Regions from separate parts of the Homo sapiens genome. Here region 2 is linked to region 1. Evidence: chromatin contacts called from ENCODE Hi-C or POLR2A ChIA-PET data. All regions are on one chromosome and are shown on one strand. The core of a region is the stretch at or near the end of the contact, and the rest is flanking DNA. Distances in the headings are between cores, read along the strand shown.

What was found. A loop is a pair of places that touch in the nucleus more often than their neighbours do. ChIA-PET counts read pairs that join two places held with the same protein, here RNA polymerase II (POLR2A). Pooled maps may share reads with other maps.
Region 2: a loop to region 1 is called in a map of mammary epithelial cell, with 4 times the contacts of the local background. The contact joins the promoter of SLC36A1 here to the enhancer-like site in region 1. A Hi-C loop is called at or near these places in 1 of 168 maps with a recorded cell type or tissue (mammary epithelial cell) and 3 of 50 pooled maps. POLR2A ChIA-PET finds 5 or more read pairs at or near these places in 3 of 52 experiments (AG04450, BJ and OCI-LY7).

What each region holds. Positions count from the first base shown.
Region 1 is chr5:151,567,509-151,573,217 of GRCh38, reverse strand. FAT2 (FAT atypical cadherin 2) reads left to right here. Exons shown (of 24, transcript NM_001447.3): 2 at 4,267-5,709. The coding sequence starts at 4,287. Among named protein-coding and RNA genes, the nearest start is that of FAT2, 21 kb to the left of the region's middle. RefSeq lists enhancers at 1,337-1,849, 3,746-3,835. Within about 2 kb of position 2,502, at least 4 of the 41 ENCODE cell types and tissues checked have a DNase peak (open chromatin) inside an H3K27ac peak, as active enhancers do; they include mammary epithelial cell, where a contact is called at or near this core.
Region 2 is chr5:151,443,561-151,449,648 of GRCh38, reverse strand. SLC36A1 (solute carrier family 36 member 1) reads right to left here and starts at 2,046. Exons shown (of 11, transcript NM_078483.4): 1 at 1,836-2,046. RefSeq lists an enhancer at 2,017-2,066.

The sequences.
Region 1 (5,709 bases), core at 1,253-3,752:
AGTAGGGAAACTAAGGATCAGAGAAGGCAAGCCATTTGCCCAAGGTCACACAGCCAGAGCCTGTGTGTTGTTAGCCACCTTCTCCTGCCTTCCACATCTTTGAAATGGGGCTGGGAGTTACATGGAGGCAGAGTTGGTTCATACATATATCCTAAAAGGGTCCATTCATGGCCAGGTAGACACAGAACTAATGTACCCACACAATTATTCAAAAAATTGACTACTGAGTATGCATGTGTGCCCTCTTGTAAATGTGCACATTCACTCAGATGCAGGTCTCTTTCTGGGCCTGAGGAGCCAAGGAGCATGAGGCCCCACCCCAGACAAGTGCCTGCTCGCAGCTTCCCGGAACAGTCTGTGGCTAGGCCAGCAAGCTTAGACTCGACCAGAGACCAGTGGCTTCCTGCTGTGTTGGGGCACAGGCTGGACCTTCTCCAGAGGCTTCAGCGGACCCCACCCTCAACCCAGCCCAGGCTTTGATTCTGCCTTGGCATTAAAATCTAATAACGAATATGTCTTGAGTTTTGTCTACATACCAGGCACTGTGCTGAGTACATTAACGTGCACGATCTTATGTAGTCTCCATAAAACCCTATGAATATGAATGCAGTACTCTTAAGAGCCCTCTCTCACAGATGAAAAAGCTGAGGTTCAGGAATATTGAGTAACTTTCTAAGGTTGAACAGGTAGCAAGTGGTAGAGCTGTGATTTGAAATCAAACAGTCAGATTCATAAGTGACCACAGCTCTTTCCAGAAGCACAGTCAGGAGGAAAGAACCTGGCTCTAATTCTCACCCTGTGACTTTGGGCAAGTCTCTTTCTTTCTTTGGGACTTTATTTTCCAGCTTCCAAAAGGAAGGAATGATCATGAAAGGCTCTTTCAGCGTTCATTCTGTCATTGTGTTTCCTAAGTCTAGATTCTTCCATTTCTCAACTAGTATTGATTGAGCCTGGTTCTATACCAGGCACTGTTCTAGGCACTAGGGAATTCATCTGTGAATAAGATACACAGAGCTCCTCTCTTCATGGAGTCCAAGAAGACAGTCATTAAACAAATAAACAAGAAAATATTGGGTAGTGATATATGTCATGAAGAAAATAGGGCAAAGTGATAAAGAGGGGAATTGACAGGAAGTCTACTCCAAACAGGAGCTCAGGAGGTGACATTTAAGCTGAAAACTGAATGACAAGAAGGAATTATTCATGTGAGAATCTTAAGGGAAGCAGTAAGTGCAAAGGCCCCGAGGCAGGTCTGGGTTTTGTGTGGCTGCAGCTTGTGAACTGGAGAAGTAGCATGGGCCCAGGAGGTGCAGAGCCTTCTAGGCCAGGGCAAGGAGTTTCTATTTTAATCTAAGTGCTATGGGAAGCCACTGGAAAGTGTTAAGCAGGGAAGTCATATGAATTGATGTACGTTTACACAAGATGTTTTAAAATAGTGGTCCCTGGGTGTTGTGAACTAGGAAGGTAGTACAAGGAGCCTAACATGCTTCTGCGCCCTGCAAGCTTGTTCACTCATCTAAACCTGGGGCCAGGAAACAGCTGTGCAGACACTGTTCCCTCCCTCAGCAAACTACTCCCCAGGTGTGCAGGTCCTACAGCCTGGGCAGGTCATGGGCACCAAGCCACCATCCAAGGGTGCATTCTCTCTGCATTTTATCCTCCTCCAGGGAGATCCCTCCCCTTCCCCTTCCCTACAGCTCATCTTAACGGCGCCTGCATTGCAAGGCACCGGTGCAGCCATCGAGCAGAGTATCTTGCTGGGGCCTGCCCAACACGGGTGCTGACCTGGTGAACAGGAAGCTCTCCACACAGCAGGGCAGGCAGGGCTGGGAGGCTGCGTGCACCCTGGGCTCACAGAGCTGTGGAGCCAGTGGACCTGGGACTGGGGTGAGGACTCACTTTCCCTTGGGGTTTCAACTTCAAAAGCAATGCCATCCTGCATGGGTTGGGGGCTGAATGACTCAGGCGTCCCCTTCTGCTTGTGGGGGCTGGGTCAGGGGTAGGGTGAGTGTGGCTTTTGCCTGGGGCTGGCCCCACTATGGGCTGCAGCTCTAAGCATGGAAGGACAGTAGTGGGCAGGCAGGGCGGGAAACGTACAGCAGCTCTTTCTGCCACTAACTTTCAGACCTCGAATGAAGAATCTGCCACCTTCCTGCCCTCTCTTTTCTGAGGTGCCTAAGCTTAGGGCACCACCAACAGAATCTCAGGAGTTGGGAGGCGGGTGGTAGGGAAGCTCGAAGGGTGGGACATATTGAAATTATTTTCTGTCACAGGCCTTCAGACCCCGATTTAGGCAGACTTTTCTATTCCTGCCTCTTATCTCGGAATGCTGTCAGCATGATCTTGGGGAACCCTGTGCCCAGTTCACACAGGACTCTGGCAAGACGGGGCTCCAAGCCTCTCCTTCCCCCTTTGCCTTGGAAGTTTAACTCTTCCTTGGCTTTGAAGAGCAAGGCAACTGGAAAATCAGGTCTGGCCAGTTTCATCCAAGAATGCTCCAGCGCATCTGGCTGGCAGCCATGAAGCTCCTAGGAATCAAGGCTCCCAGGGGCAAGCCAGGCATCAGCCTGGTGCACCAGACCTACACATGGCCCTGCCAAACCCTGCCCCGCTCCTCCTGCCCCTTGCCCCATCCTTGGCCCTGGTGAGTCTCACATTTTCACCCAGGCTGGAGTTCGGGGATGGGCTCTGTGGGAAACAGCAAGGGTCTAAGAGAGGCGAAGCATTTATTCATGATCAGTTCAACAAGAACTAACTCCCAGGGACTAGTTCTTACCCGGCCACACACTGTGTGACTTGGAGCTTGACTGATCTCGACTCTGGGGCTCTATTTCCCCATCTATACTCATCTATGATGAAAAGCAGGGACAGAAGCCCATCATCTCTAATGTCCATTTCAACTCAGACATTCCAGGAGCCTGGGAGTTTTCATGTTCCAGGTTACATGATGAGTCAGAGTCATGCCCTGTCTATAAGGGACATGTGGTGAAACAGGTATAAATAGGACTGGGGCAAGGAGGCAACCCTGGTCTGTGCAAGGAGCTCCCACTAGCTATAAGGCCCTGGGCAGCTCCCTTCCTTTTATGAACCTTAGTTTCCTATTATCAATAATGGCTGACATTAAATTAGAACTGACAATAAACTAGGCACTCTGATAAGTCATTTACCTTTATTATTTCACTGAATTTTCACAACAATCCTAAGAGATTGATGATTTTCTTATCCTTATTCTACAGAAGGTGAAATGAAGGCTCATGAGGTTAAATAACTTGCTCTAAAAGTCACCTACCTAGCAAATGACAGAGGCAGGGCTGACAGCCAGGCAGCCTGATGCCACGCCTGGGATCTTGGTCACTTTGCTTTCCTGCAGCCTCTGCATGTGCGGAAACAGCTCAGTTTGGCTAGAGCTCAGCCCCAGTGGAAAGGCCTTGTAGGAAGGAGAGAGAATAGTAGTTTAGAACCAGATAGCTAAACTTGGTTCCTGGCTAAGAGTTGGGACTATCTCACCATCGCCCAAGGAGTCACAGAAAGTTTTTGGGAAAAAAGAGTAAGAGTTCAGGACTGTGTTCTAGCTGCTGAGTGTCTTTGAGAGAGCATTTTGAACTAGTCTGCTATTCTTCAGCCACGGGGTTTCTCAACCATGGCACTATTGACATTGGGGCTGGATAATTCTGTTGCAGGGCTGATATGGTTTGGCTGTGTTCCCACCCAAATCTCATCTTGAATTGTGGCTCCCATAATCCCCCTGTATCATGGGAGGGATCCAGTGGGAGGTAATTGAATCATGGGGGTGTGTTTTTCTCATGCTGTTCTCGTGATAGTGAATAAGTCTCATGAGATCTGATGGTTTTACAAAGGGGAGTTCCCCTGCCTACGCGCTCTTGCCTGCTGCCAAGTAAGATATGACTTTGCTTTTCCTTTGCCTTCTGCCATGATTATGGGGCCTCCCCAGTCATGTGGAACGGTGAGTCCATTAAACCTCATTCCTTTATAAATTACCCAGTCTCAGGTATGTCTTTATTCTCAGTGTGAGAACTGACTCACACAAAGGCACTGTCCTATGCATTGTAGGTTGTTTAGCAGTATCCCCAGCCTCTACCTGCCAGATGCCATTAGCACCACCACTCCCAAGCTGGGTCAGCCAAAAGTATCTTCAGACATTGCCAAGTGTCCCTTGAGGGTCAAAATCACCTCCAGTTAAGAATCACAGCAGTAGAAACCATTTTTTCCCCCTAACTTGCACCCTGTCTTTTATTTTCTGCCCAGGGTTTCGGGAGTTTTCCACCATGACTATTGCCCTGCTGGGTTTTGCCATATTCTTGCTCCATTGTGCGACCTGTGAGAAGCCTCTAGAAGGGATTCTCTCCTCCTCTGCTTGGCACTTCACACACTCCCATTACAATGCCACCATCTATGAAAATTCTTCTCCCAAGACCTATGTGGAGAGCTTCGAGAAAATGGGCATCTACCTCGCGGAGCCACAGTGGGCAGTGAGGTACCGGATCATCTCTGGGGATGTGGCCAATGTATTTAAAACTGAGGAGTATGTGGTGGGCAACTTCTGCTTCCTAAGAATAAGGACAAAGAGCAGCAACACAGCTCTTCTGAACAGAGAGGTGCGAGACAGCTACACCCTCATCATCCAAGCCACAGAGAAGACCTTGGAGTTGGAAGCTTTGACCCGTGTGGTGGTCCACATCCTGGACCAGAATGACCTGAAGCCTCTCTTCTCTCCACCTTCGTACAGAGTCACCATCTCTGAGGACATGCCCCTGAAGAGCCCCATCTGCAAGGTGACTGCCACAGATGCTGATCTAGGCCAGAATGCTGAGTTCTATTATGCCTTTAACACAAGGTCAGAGATGTTTGCCATCCATCCCACCAGCGGTGTGGTCACTGTGGCTGGGAAGCTTAACGTCACCTGGCGAGGAAAGCATGAGCTCCAGGTGCTAGCTGTGGACCGCATGCGGAAAATCTCTGAGGGCAATGGGTTTGGCAGCCTGGCTGCACTTGTGGTTCATGTGGAGCCTGCCCTCAGGAAGCCCCCAGCCATTGCTTCGGTGGTGGTGACTCCACCAGACAGCAATGATGGTACCACCTATGCCACTGTACTGGTCGATGCAAATAGCTCAGGAGCTGAAGTGGAGTCAGTGGAAGTTGTTGGTGGTGACCCTGGAAAGCACTTCAAAGCCATCAAGTCTTATGCCCGGAGCAATGAGTTCAGTTTGGTGTCTGTCAAAGACATCAACTGGATGGAGTACCTTCATGGGTTCAACCTCAGCCTCCAGGCCAGGAGTGGGAGCGGCCCTTATTTTTATTCCCAGATCAGGGGCTTTCACCTACCACCTTCCAAACTGTCTTCCCTCAAATTCGAGAAGGCTGTTTACAGAGTGCAGCTTAGTGAGTTTTCCCCTCCTGGCAGCCGCGTGGTGATGGTGAGAGTCACCCCAGCCTTCCCCAACCTGCAGTATGTTCTAAAGCCATCTTCAGAGAATGTAGGATTTAAACTTAATGCTCGAACTGGGTTGATCACCACCACAAAGCTCATGGACTTCCACGACAGAGCCCACTATCAGCTACACATCAGAACCTCACCGGGCCAGGCCTCCACCGTGGTGGTCATTGACATTGTGGACTGCAACAACCATGCCCCCCTCTTCAACAGGTCTTCCTATGATGGTACCTTGGATGAGAACATCCCTCCAGGCA
Region 2 (6,088 bases), core at 797-3,296, 120 kb after region 1:
GTTGTAGTCTCCAGAATATTATAAAATAAATGGAATCCCTTTTTCTTACACCGCCTTTGGAACAGAGAAAACTCTGAGCACTTCGAACTGCCACAAGAGGAGGCTGAATGAACAGCTACATGCCTTAAAGGGAAAACAAGGACTCCAGAGCAGGCGAATATAAACGATACAATCAGAAAACAAAGGGAGAGGCTTAAAGCTGTTATCAGCACAGCCTCTGCTGCACGTAGCCTCCATCCCCAGACAAACACAAAGTTTGTCCCTTTCCACTTGACTTCAAGAACATTTTTAACGAAAACATGTTCTAAATGTACAAGTAAGTTAATTACTGTAAACGAGGCTCTAGACAAGAGTCAGAAGAGGGCCCTGATCATGTTTAAAATAATAACAGACAGTTAAAAATCATTTTCAGCTGTTAGTATTTAGCTTAGACATAATACAGAGATAGGAAGAAAGAGGAGGAGGATTTTATAGCAACAGAGGAATAAGCAGAGGAAACTGCTTCCTACACAATTAGATTAAGTCTTGTTGCAAGGCTGATACTCAGTGTACACAGCGGGTAAAATCTCTCGGAATAAAAAAACAAACAGACCCTGGTCAGGGGCACTGGCTCACACCCCTGTAATCGCAATACTTTGGGAGGCCAAGGTGGGAGGATCACTTGAGCCCAGGAGTTTGAGATCAGCCTGGGCAGCATAGTGAGACCTCATCTCTATTTAAAAACAAACAAACAAAAAAACAAGCCTAGAAAGATGCACAACATCCAGATCACAGCAGAAGGGGCCCTTAAGAATTCAATTCCATCACTGTCTAGACTGAGAAACCCAAACGCGAGTCACTTAAGGTTGCCAGGTAAGCGGCAGAGCTAGGACAAAATATCCTGATTCCCCAATCTCTGTTCTGTCCATTGCACCATGATGCTATCTTCAGCAAAATTCAAATAACTGCAAAACGTCCATCCAAATAAGCAATCCCAAATCTGACAAGTTACAGAAAAAATAAAGCAAAGGTCTTTACATTCTTCAAGTTAACGTCAGGGCTCTCCACAACCTCGGCTCAGCCACCTATCTTCCCAGAAGCACATTCCGATTCATATTTCATATTTTGGTGTGACTTACATAGAATGCAGGAAGGTTAGAAACCAAACCTACAGAAGGATGAGTTTGCAGAAAAATAATGAACAAACAGGGAACCACACCCAGAGCAAATCCAACCCCAGCGGTGGAAAATGCAGACAGCTAAAAAGGGAGAGGACTAAAAGAGAAAGGGACAGAAAGGAGTGCCTTTTCACAGGTGAAGTTTCCCGCAGGAGGCGGTGTGGCGAAAAGCAAACAGCTGCTGAAGCTTAGGAACATTTGCATTCTAGTCGCAGGTCTCCGGGTCTCCGATTAACTCACTGGATGACCTTAGGCAAGCCCTTACCCCTTCCCGGAGTAAGGGCTCAGTTTCTCCAACTGTCCTAGGAGGGAGCTGCACCAGACGACTTCCCAGCGTCCTTGCAGTTCTGACCCAAAGACCCATTATGAGCCTGTCTCAAGCAGCGCTCCCGCAGCGGGCAAGACATTTGCTGGAAACGGGGAGACCTGTGCGAAGCGTGAAAGACGCCCTAGATGGTCCTTTGGGTTATCTTCACCATCTACCCCAGTTTCCCCCACCTGTCAGTCAAACAGGACGGTGAGATCCCAACCCCACGAGGTCAAGGGAGATAGCGCGAGGGACAAGGGATCTCCACGCTTCGCCCAATTCACAGAGGGGTGTCAGCGTCGTACCGCAGCTGCGGCCCGGGGACGCCAAGGAGTCGCGGACCCACAGCCCGGGCGGATCCAGTGCCTGACCTGGAGCATCTGCCACGCCGGGAGGAAGGCGAGGTGGGTCCTGCCCAAGGCGGCGAGCGCCGCCAGCCGGCAGCCAGTGGAGGAACTCACTGCTCGGGTTCTGGCCCCAGCTCCGGCTCCGGCTCTGGCTTCAGCACAGCCCACCCTTCCCGGGTTCAGTATCAGCCCCTCGCCATCCTCCTTTGCTGCCCGGCAGCCGCTTCCGGACCTCATCACGTGATCCCACCGCCCACGCCAGAGGCCGAGGTCACGTGCTCCCTTGAGCGGCCGCGCCTTTTTTCTCACTGAGCTCCGGAGCTCTGCTCCACAGCACCACCTGGCGACCTATTACTGCCACTGCTGGAAGGACTATGTTCCTGGGCGCTGGGGACTGCGAATAGGAACTGAACAGGGCATTGATCTTGGGCATGGGGCAGAGTCCAGTCGAAGAGCACTGTCCCTTGAGTTGTGGGTTTGTGAAATATTGCTAATTTTTACACTGGCTGTATTTTCTTTTACACATCTCGATGAGTTTGTATTGCTTTTATAATAAGAAATATGCATATTTTTAAAACTTCCAATTTTTCAGAAGCATACACAAACTATCATCTGTGGTTGCTACTGGAAATGGAACTGTGGGGTAGGGCAACATTATCTTTTAATACATTCAAATTTTTAAAGTAACATTTTTAAATGGATGGCAACATTTCAGTATTGTATTATCTAGGCTTCTCCTTTTACCTCCTTGTTACAGACTTTTCCTTTAACAATTATGTAACAAATAGGCTTCAAGTCAAAAACTGTCACAAGAGACAGAGAAGATCATTGTTTAATAATAAAGGGGTCAATTCATCAAGAAGACACAACTGTAAATATATATGCATGCAAAATTGGAGCACCTAAATACATACAACTAATATTAATGGCCATGAAGGGAGAAATAGATAGCAACACAATAGTAGGAGGGTCAATATCCCACTTTCAACAATGGATAGAGCAACTAGAGAGAAAATAAGGAAATAATGAACTTGAATTGCACTTTAAACCAAATGAACCTAACAGATATATACAGAACTTTCCATTCAACAGAAACAGAATACACATTTTTTCTCTAACACACTTGAAACATTCTCTAGAATAGACCATATGCTAGTCCAAAAAACAAGCCTTAAATTTAAGAAGATTGAAATCATATTAATATTCTTTCAGACCATAATAATATGAAGCTAGAAATCAATGACAGGAGGAATCTTGGAAAATTCACAAATATGTGGAAATTAAACAACACGCTTTTTTTTTTCTTTGAGACAAAGTTGCGCTCTTATTGCCCCATCTGGAGTGCAGTGGTGCAATCTTGGCTCACTGCAACCTCTGCCTCCTGGATTCAAGCGATTCTCCTGTCTCAGCCTCCCAAGTAGCTGGGATTACAGGCACGTGCCACCACGCGCGACTAATTTTGTATTTTTAGTAGAGACGAGGTTCACCATGTTGGTCAGGCTGGTCTCAAACTCCTGACCTCAGGTGATCTGCCCACCTCGGCCTCCCAAAGTGCTGAGATTATAGGTGTGAGCCACCATACCCAGTCCTATGCTTCGAAACAACCAGTGGGTCAAAGATGAAATCAAACGGGAAATTTAAAAAATATTTTCAGACAATTGACAATGGAAACATAACATACCAAAGCTTATGGAATGCAGCAAAAGTAGTTCTAAGAGAGAAGTTTATAGCAATAAATGCCTACATTAAAAGAGAAGAAAGAGACCAATTAAATAGTTTAACATTATACCTCAGGAAACTGGAAAAAGAAGAGCTCACAAGACCCAAAGTTAAAAGAAGAAAAGAAAGAGCAGAACAGAAATAAATCAAATAGACAACAGAAAAAAAAACAGACAAAATCAATAAAACTAGAGTTGATTTTTTGGAAAAAATTAAATTGACGTACCCTTTGCTAGTCTAAGAAAAAAAAGAAGACTAATAAAATAAAAAATGAAAGTGAAGACACTACAACAGAAGCTTCAGAAATAAAAAGAATCATATGGGGCTATTGTGAACAATTATTTGCCAACATATTGGATAACCCAGATGAAATGGAGAAATCCCTAGAAAAATACAACCTACCAAGATTGAAATCAGGAAGAAATGGAAAGCCTGAACAGACTAATAACAAATAAAGAGATTGAAGATGAGACAGGGACTATCTGACTTTCTGGTTTTCTGTTTAAACTTCCCAACAAGACCAGATGGCTTCACAGCTGACTTCTACCAAACATTCAAAGAAGAAGGTTTGTTACTAAACTCTTCCAAAAAATGGAGCTAGAGGGAATACTTCCAAACACATTTTATGAGGCCAGCATCACCTTGATACCTAAGCCAGAGAAAGACGCCACAAGAAAAGAAAATTACAGGCTGATTTCGCTAATGCACATTGGTACAAAATCCTCAATAAAATATTTGCAAACAGAATTCAACAACAATCAAAAAAATTATGTATCATGACCAAGTGGGATTTATCCCTGGCATGCAAGGCTGGTTTAACATACACTAATCAAGCAATATAATACATCATATTAACAGGATGAAAAATGAAAACCACATGGTTATCTCAATTGGCCTGGCAAAAGCATTTGACAAAGTCCAACATCTTTTCCTTCCCTAACCCCCACCCCAACATACCTTCTTGATAAAAAAAAACTCTCAATAGTTTAGGTATAGAAAGAACATTCCTCAACATAATAAGGTCGTTTATGAAAAACACACAGTTAACATTTTAATTAATAGGGAAAAACTGAAAGCTTTTCCACCAAGATCCAGTAGCAGTCAAGGATACCCACCCTCACCACTTCTATTCAACATAGTACTGGAAGTACTAGCAAGAGCAATCAGCCAAAAAAGCAAAAGAAAGAAAGGCATCCAAATCAGAAAGAAAAAAGTAAAATTATCTTTATCTGCAGGTGACATCATCCTATATGTAGAAAACCCCAAAGATTAAAAAAATACTGTTATAATTCATGAATTTAGTAAATTTTCAGGACATAAAAATCAACATACATGACTGGGCTCAGTGGCTCATGCCTGTAATCCCAGCACTTTGGGAGGCCAGGGCAGTGGGTCACCTGAGGTCAGGAGTTCAAGACTAGCTTGGCCAACATGGTGAAACCCTGTCTCTACTAAAAATACAAAAGTCAGCCCAGCATGGTGGTGCATGCCTGTAGTCCAAGCTACTTGAGAGGCTGAGGCAGGAGAATTGTTTGAACCTGGGAGGCGGAGGTTGCAGTGAGCTGAGATCGCGCCCCTTCAGCCTGGGTGACAGAGTGAGACTCCATCTCAAAAAAAAATTAAAAAATCAATAATATTTTTATACACAAATAATTACCTACCTAAAAAAGAAATAAAGAGAATGATTTTATTTGTGATAGCATTAAAAAATACTCAATAATCAATTTAACCAAGGACATGAATAGGGTGTACACTGAAAACTATAAAACAATGATTAAATAAATTGAAGAAGACACAAATAAATGAAAAGATATCCCATGCACATGGATCAGAAGAATTAACATTGTGGAAATGTCCATACTATCCAAAGCAATATACAGATTCAATGCAATCCCTATCAAAATCCCAACGGCATTCTTTACTGAGATATAAGAAACAATCCTAAAATTTGCATGAGACCACAAAAGACCCTGAATAGTCAAGACAATTCTGAAAAAGAAAAACAAACTGGATGCATCACACTTCCCGATTCAAAATTATATTACAAAGATATAGTAATCCAAACAGTATAGTACTGGCACAAAAACAGATATGATAGACCAATGGAACACAATAGACAGCCCAGAAATAAATTCAAACATATATGGTCAACTAATTTTAAAGAAGGGCATCAAGAGAACACAATAGGGAAAAGACAGTCTCCTCAATAAACGGTGCTGAGAAAACTGGTTTTTATGTGAGAAAGAATGAAATTGGATGTTTATCTTACACCGTACATAAAAATCAACTCAAAGTGGATAAAAGGCCTAAATGTAAGATCTGAAACTACAAAACTCCTAGAAGAGAACATAGGGGAAATGCTCCTGGACACTGGCCTTGGCAATGATTTTTTTGGATATCAGACCAAAAGCTCAGATTACAAAAGCAAAAATAAATAAATAGGACTATATCAAACTAAGAAGCTTCTGCACAGCAAAGGAAGTAATCAACAAAGTGTAACGGCAGCTTATGAATTGGAAAACATATATGCAAACCCTATGTCTAATAAGCGCTTAATA